2 separate regions of the Homo sapiens genome follow, and region 1 is linked to region 2. The links are chromatin loops, found by intact Hi-C in ENCODE. Cell type or tissue: endothelial cell of umbilical vein. All regions are shown on one strand. Each heading gives the region's core, and the rest is flanking DNA. Links, peaks and the distances in the headings are about the cores only.

Region 1 (2,924 bases), core at 260-2,759, 140 kb before region 2:
ACACACTACACCCCTCCCCTCCATCCTCAACTCCAAAGATACTGACTCAGCAACTGGCCTGGAGCCAGAGCAGCATATTCCAAATTCAGAGTGTGCAACAATGCTCGGTTCAATTATGACATAATGGCTGCAAAGCTGTTCCTGAAAGCCAAGAAAACCTGAATAATGTGGTTGGGTTATATCATACATGAGGCCTTAATAGAGTTTAAAAACCAATTTGAAAATTCCTTCATTCCATAAAGATAGCATTAAGATGAGGGCAAAATCATTCTAGTTCAAGGGATGGGAAAAAAGTATATAAGGAATTAGGCAGGCTCCTTTCCACATTATCCTTCTTAACCAACATGACCCATTCCCTTTGACGATATCTCTTATACTTAATACTGACCTAGAAAGAAGGCAATTTCATTAAACATCTTAGTCTTATTGTACCCAGCTAGTAATGCAAGTTTCCCTGCTATTTAAAAAGCACATAATCCCATTTCCAAAAACAACTGTTTGCAATTCAAAAACCATCCACCCAGGCAATGTCTTCTCTTTGTCCCTAAAATTCCACCCACTTTCAATTTATCTTGTCAAAGAGATAAAGTTATCTTTGTGCCCCCACAAAACCTAAAAGATGTTTCATTCATTGCTTGCCATTTTGTAGCAAGTGACTTTGGACATTGAGTTGCTAAATCCAGCATTTCCCTGGACTTGTGATAACAGTAAGACCCAGGCCTGTAGAAATACAGTCTTCAATCTGAATGTTGGGAGCCATCCACTCTTGCTTGACATTAGGCTGTGGCATCCCTCAGTTATGTGGGATTCTACAATCTTTTGAGTCCTATTCTGTTTTTTAATAGCTATCATTGATAGAATTTTTTTAATGTTTTGGAACTGGAAGTGACTTTGGAGATTCCCCTTGCTTTATGTATAAGGAAACTAATGCTTAAAGTCTTTCATACTATATTTTTTAGTTCATTTCTCTGTATTTTCTCCTGGAACAATGGCATATTTTTATATATAATGAGATCAACACAGAATTTCAGAACTAGAAGGCATCTCCAAGTTCAATCCTCTTTCTTCCCAAAAAATCGCAAAACACTTTTCATATTAATCCTCAGAGTATACCAATTAACAGACACTTCATTTTGTATAAGGCTTAATTTAAGGATGGAGAGAATGAGGAAAGTCTCAGTTTCAGACAGTAGAATTCTTTTACCATAAGAATTAGGCTCTGTTCTCTAAATCTAAAAAGATTCACATCCATTTCATTTTTGAACCTGGAGAAATGGCTGAATTTACTGAGTTTTCTATTAAATAATAGAATCATTTTTCTTCACTGGATGGAAGGACTATGTGTTTTAAGAAACAAAGAGTTTTAAAAAAATCAAATAATTCAACGTCATGTCCTTCCCTCCTGACTAAAAATCATTTCCCCATTATTTCATGATTAACATGAAAAAGCACTGGAACAATGAGAGGAAATTCATTTGTTTCCAGTTGTAACAATGCGATTTCTGCTGCAATCCCATTGGCAACAGAAGGCAGCAGCATATACCACCACTGTCCTATTACAACACAAAAAGCTGTCAACTTTGAACTCCTTTGAAATGTTGTTAGTAAAGTAGAAAAGACAAGTGTGGATTTCCTTCAATATTATTTGGGCAACCTAGACTTAAAATAGTGACCAGACTTAAGATAGTGACTCTACAGAGGTCCTCTATCCTTAAGGCAAGACCAAACCAAGATACTGGTGCCCTACATAAGCTAATAATTTGGCACACTTTCAAACAGATACTCTTCAAATATTTGCTAAACAGGTGTTTGGGTGAGGCGTTGCATGGCAGGCCTGGAGAAAGTGTGGAGACAGGACTGGTGGAAGCTTTTAGCTTGCATATTCTAAACAACAAAGGACCCACAACTGACCAGGCCAGATCTCCTTGGAAGGCAGTTTGAGGAGCATCTAATGTATTCCCAAATACACTCTTCCCTGCTCCAAGCTGTTTATTAAAGCATTACTTCTGTCTCTAGTAACAACCTGAAAGGAGGTGACTGCTTTATATTCTTTTCAGTATCTTGTTACATTCTCAATGTTTTATACTTTTTATAGATCCAACCTCCCTTCAGGGACACTATCTTTTCATTTCTATAGCTTGTACTGAGCATTTGCAATGTGCCAGGTGCTGTGCCATGTATTAGAAATATAAAAGTGATTAAGATATTGTCACTGCCCTTAAGAAACTCACACCTTGAGCAGGAGAAAGACTCACAAACAAATAACACAATACCACAGTGATGAAGGCTACAACAGTAAAAAGGCTGTTACTAGATATTACTGGTGAAATGGTCTGAAATCCTTGGAGATGGATACTTTCTAAAAATAGTAGGTAGGTTCTTTCAGTTTGCCTCCATATCTAGGAACTTTAACTTTGGTAAGGATTGGAATAAAAAGAGAGTAACATTTTCATGTTTCCTGTTCTCCGTGGCTGTACTGGGATGGGAAGTTAGGGATGTGGAATCATGTCTAAGATAAACTTAGCCAAAACTTTTCATTTGCATATTCTTCCCCAAATGATTTTGTCCCTAGAATTTGTTATGCAATACTAGGGGAAGGATAGAGGAAGCTCACCTAGTCCCTGCTGTGTAGCTACACATACCTGATCCAGATGATTTCTCCCCTTCGAAATAATTGCAAACAAGATTAAAACTGTATTCAGGAAGTATTCCAGCTGGCTTTTGGCTTCCTCTGATGTACAGTCCTTGAATAAAGCAGTAGCAAAAATTAGATTTAAATAAGGAACATAAAAACACCTCGCTACTTGTACCAGATCACCTCAAGGTCCTGCTATGTTTGAAACCCCAAGGCCTAGCATTAGAGTAACTGAATACATCAGCCAGCTAGAGTATATACAAGTTATGAAATAAAAAAACTTTAATAA
Region 2 (2,924 bases), core at 96-2,595:
GTACCTATAGTCAGCAACAATGTACTGTACACGTAAAAATTTGAGACTAGATCTCATGTTGTGTTCTTACTACAATAAAGTAAAAACAAAACAAACAAACAAACAAAAAACAGAAAAGGACCTACACAGCCACTCCCATAACTCAGAAAGTTTCGCTCAAATGTCAAAGCCCAGAAAGGAAATGTCTCAAATTTTGTTACCTTCGCGGAACTCCTCAGGAAGAAGGCAAGGTGTGCCCATGTACCAAAAGCATTCCCAGGGCCTTTTCTGTTCATTCTACCTGCTCTGAATCTCATTTGTCTCAGAGAAAAAAAAATTTTTCCTTAGGTTACATGGTTCAGCTCTCAGGAAAGAAAGTATCTGTGCAATGTATCCTTCTCCCTTTCAAATCCTAATTATTCATTCTACTTCACATAAAATGCTCTTCTCCATTGAGGATATGCTTTAATTAAACCTAGAAACATACAGAAAAGTGCATGAATATATACATATAAATTTTAAGGATATTTTCTTATAGAAATGTATGTTCATTAAAAATTGAAGCAAAAGAAGCAGATAAAATGAAGATTAAAAAATCTCTCATATTCTACCCCTTGACTATTAGCACTACGAACATTGTGGAAACTATTCTTCCAGTCTTTTTAAGAGGAAGGATGGCAGTCTGGTATTTACACATTTTTTCATTTACAAAAATGGGACTATTATAAATTCATTTATAATCTGCCTTCCTCACATAACAGTATATGATTAATACTGTTTTCTAGAACAACCTATTTCTTAAAGGACTTATGTCTTTTTTTCTTTCTTCTTAAATATCTACTTTAAAATATCTTTGAACAGAGTAGCAATTGCTAAATACAAATGTGTAGAGATTTTTCTTCTTGCATTAATGTATTGCTGCCCCTGCCAAAGGAGATATTTGTATTTTAGTATTGCTATTCTGTAGACAATGGCTTAGTGCAAGGAAATAAATCTAACAATTGGTCCCATGGGGGATGTTTTGAAACAGAGTTCCCTCATTGTTTACATTATGACACATAGACCATTCATCCATTTGCTCATAAGACTGACCTCATTCTAAAGAGAATCTTCCCCCTAGCTCTCCCATGAGTGTTTATAGAGGGAAAGCGGGGTAGGGGCGGGAATCAGACTCAATATTCATTTTAAAAGGCATTGGTTAAAGATCTTCCTGCAAATGCTTGGCATATTGCATCAATGTCAACTGCATCCTTGAACACAATGCATGACTGGTACACTATTTAGCCACAGTCACATTTTGAAGTGTGTGGCTTCTCTATTTAACTGTCTGTGGCATGCAGTAATGGTAGGTTTTGGAGAGGGGACAAAGGGACATGCCAGTATTATACTTTTGTTACTTCTGTTTGTTTGAATATGCCCTGATGAACAAACATATATTTGTCCTGTGCCAATATCTTTGTAGGGTGGAAAACGGCATTTCACCAGCTGGACAGTATCATCCTACTTTAGAATTGAGGAAATTTGATGTTTAACTTGGGTGAAGTAATGCCAGGAAAGGCGTTTGGAGGAAGAAAAGTTGCTGACTGGTGAAACTGGCAATGCCTGGTATTGTCAGATTGAAAGTGGACCAGAAGACTAACTGTGAAGAACCAGGAAATGTGCCTGGATCTTTGATCAAAACAGGGAAGTGGCATAGTGAAAAATCTAAATAAATAAATAAATCTAAATCTCAAGTTGAAATGTAATCCCTAATGTTGAAGGTGGGGCCTGGTGGGAGATGATTGGGTCATGGGGGCAGATCTCTTGTGGCTTGGTGCTATCCTCGCAATAGTGAGTTCTCTCAAGATCTGGTTGTTTAAAAGTGTGTGGCACCTCCTACCCTCTCTCTTGCCCCTGCTCTGGCCATGCAACGTACCTGTTCCCTCTTCACCTTCTGCCATAAGTAAAAGCTCCCTGAGGCTCTCAAGCAGCTGAGCAGATGCCTGCACTATGCTTGTACAGCCTGTAGAACCATGAATCAATTAAACTTCTTTTCTTATAAATTACCCAGCCTCAGTTATTTCTTTATATCATGTAGACAATGGCCTAACACAAGTAGGAACTAGAGTGCCTTCAGGAAAGAATTTTATTTGAGTATTCTTTTTGTATGCCAGGCAATTTGCTTATGGCATTTCATGGGTTGGAGCAGCCACAGCAAGGCAGGGTCAGAGGTCCAGGCAAGGTGTTAGGAGGCAGATGGTAGGCACAGGTCAGCTCCCACCTCATACAAAAAGCTGCAGGTGTGTTTGTTGTAGGTGTCTGAGTCTTAGCTGGGATCATCAGGTGGAACCTGAGCGGGCAGCAAGCGGTTAAATATGGCTTCCCTGGAGGGTTCAGGTTCAGAACTCAAGGTCAATCTTACTATCATTCCTAGCACATCCAGCAAGTTCCAAGAAGGATTCAAGATAAATGATGTCAAGAGTATGGCAGCATGAGTAAACCAGCAGTATTTTAGCTGTTGCTTCAGCACGGGCAGCATGATGAGTGCTTGGTGGGTAGTGGTAGGAGGTGAGGCTAAAAGACAGGCGGCACCAAATGGAGGATTTTTACCTATTGAGGAATTTGGAGATATTCTGAGGGAATGTGGAAAATTAGAAAGCTGGAGAGGATTAATTTGGAAGACAAGGAGGCCCATTGAAAGGCTATGGCAATAAAGACAAAAGGCCAAGATACACATTGCAGTGTTATTTACAGGGCCAAAACACTGAAATAAGCTAAACAGCAACCAATAGAAATGAAGCCATGCCGTCGTGAAAAAAAATAAAGTAGCTCTCTATATACTACTGTTATTAAGTATTCTCCAGGATATGTTAAGTGAAAAGATTCAGGTGCAGAACAGTGTGTATACAATTTTAAATGTTGAATGAAATAATGAAAAAATAAAAATATATGTTTGCATATGCATA

The links. Hi-C counts contacts between places; a loop is a spot of excess contacts. Peaks named below come from ENCODE experiments on the same cell type or tissue, not always from the same donor. Only the 100,000 strongest peaks of a DNase experiment are listed, where the experiment ranks them.
Region 1: a loop joins it to region 2, with 2.2 times the contacts of the local background. A loop is called at or near these places in 7 of 110 quality-filtered maps.

Annotation. Positions count from the first base shown.
Region 1 is chr5:127,068,942-127,071,865 of GRCh38, forward strand. It overlaps C5orf63 (chromosome 5 open reading frame 63), which reads right to left. Exons shown (of 5, transcript NM_001164478.2): 2 at 2,643-2,744. Among named protein-coding and RNA genes, the nearest start is that of C5orf63, 3.1 kb to the right of the region's middle. In endothelial cell of umbilical vein, for the core only: no CTCF peak of the experiment used is centred there; a DNase peak (open chromatin) is centred at 1,480; H3K27ac peaks cover 1,733 bases.
Region 2 is chr5:127,205,437-127,208,360 of GRCh38, forward strand. No RefSeq gene overlaps it. Among named protein-coding and RNA genes, the nearest start is that of MEGF10, 84 kb to the right of the region's middle. In endothelial cell of umbilical vein, for the core only: no CTCF peak of the experiment used is centred there; a DNase peak (open chromatin) is centred at 1,035; H3K27ac peaks cover 1,337 bases.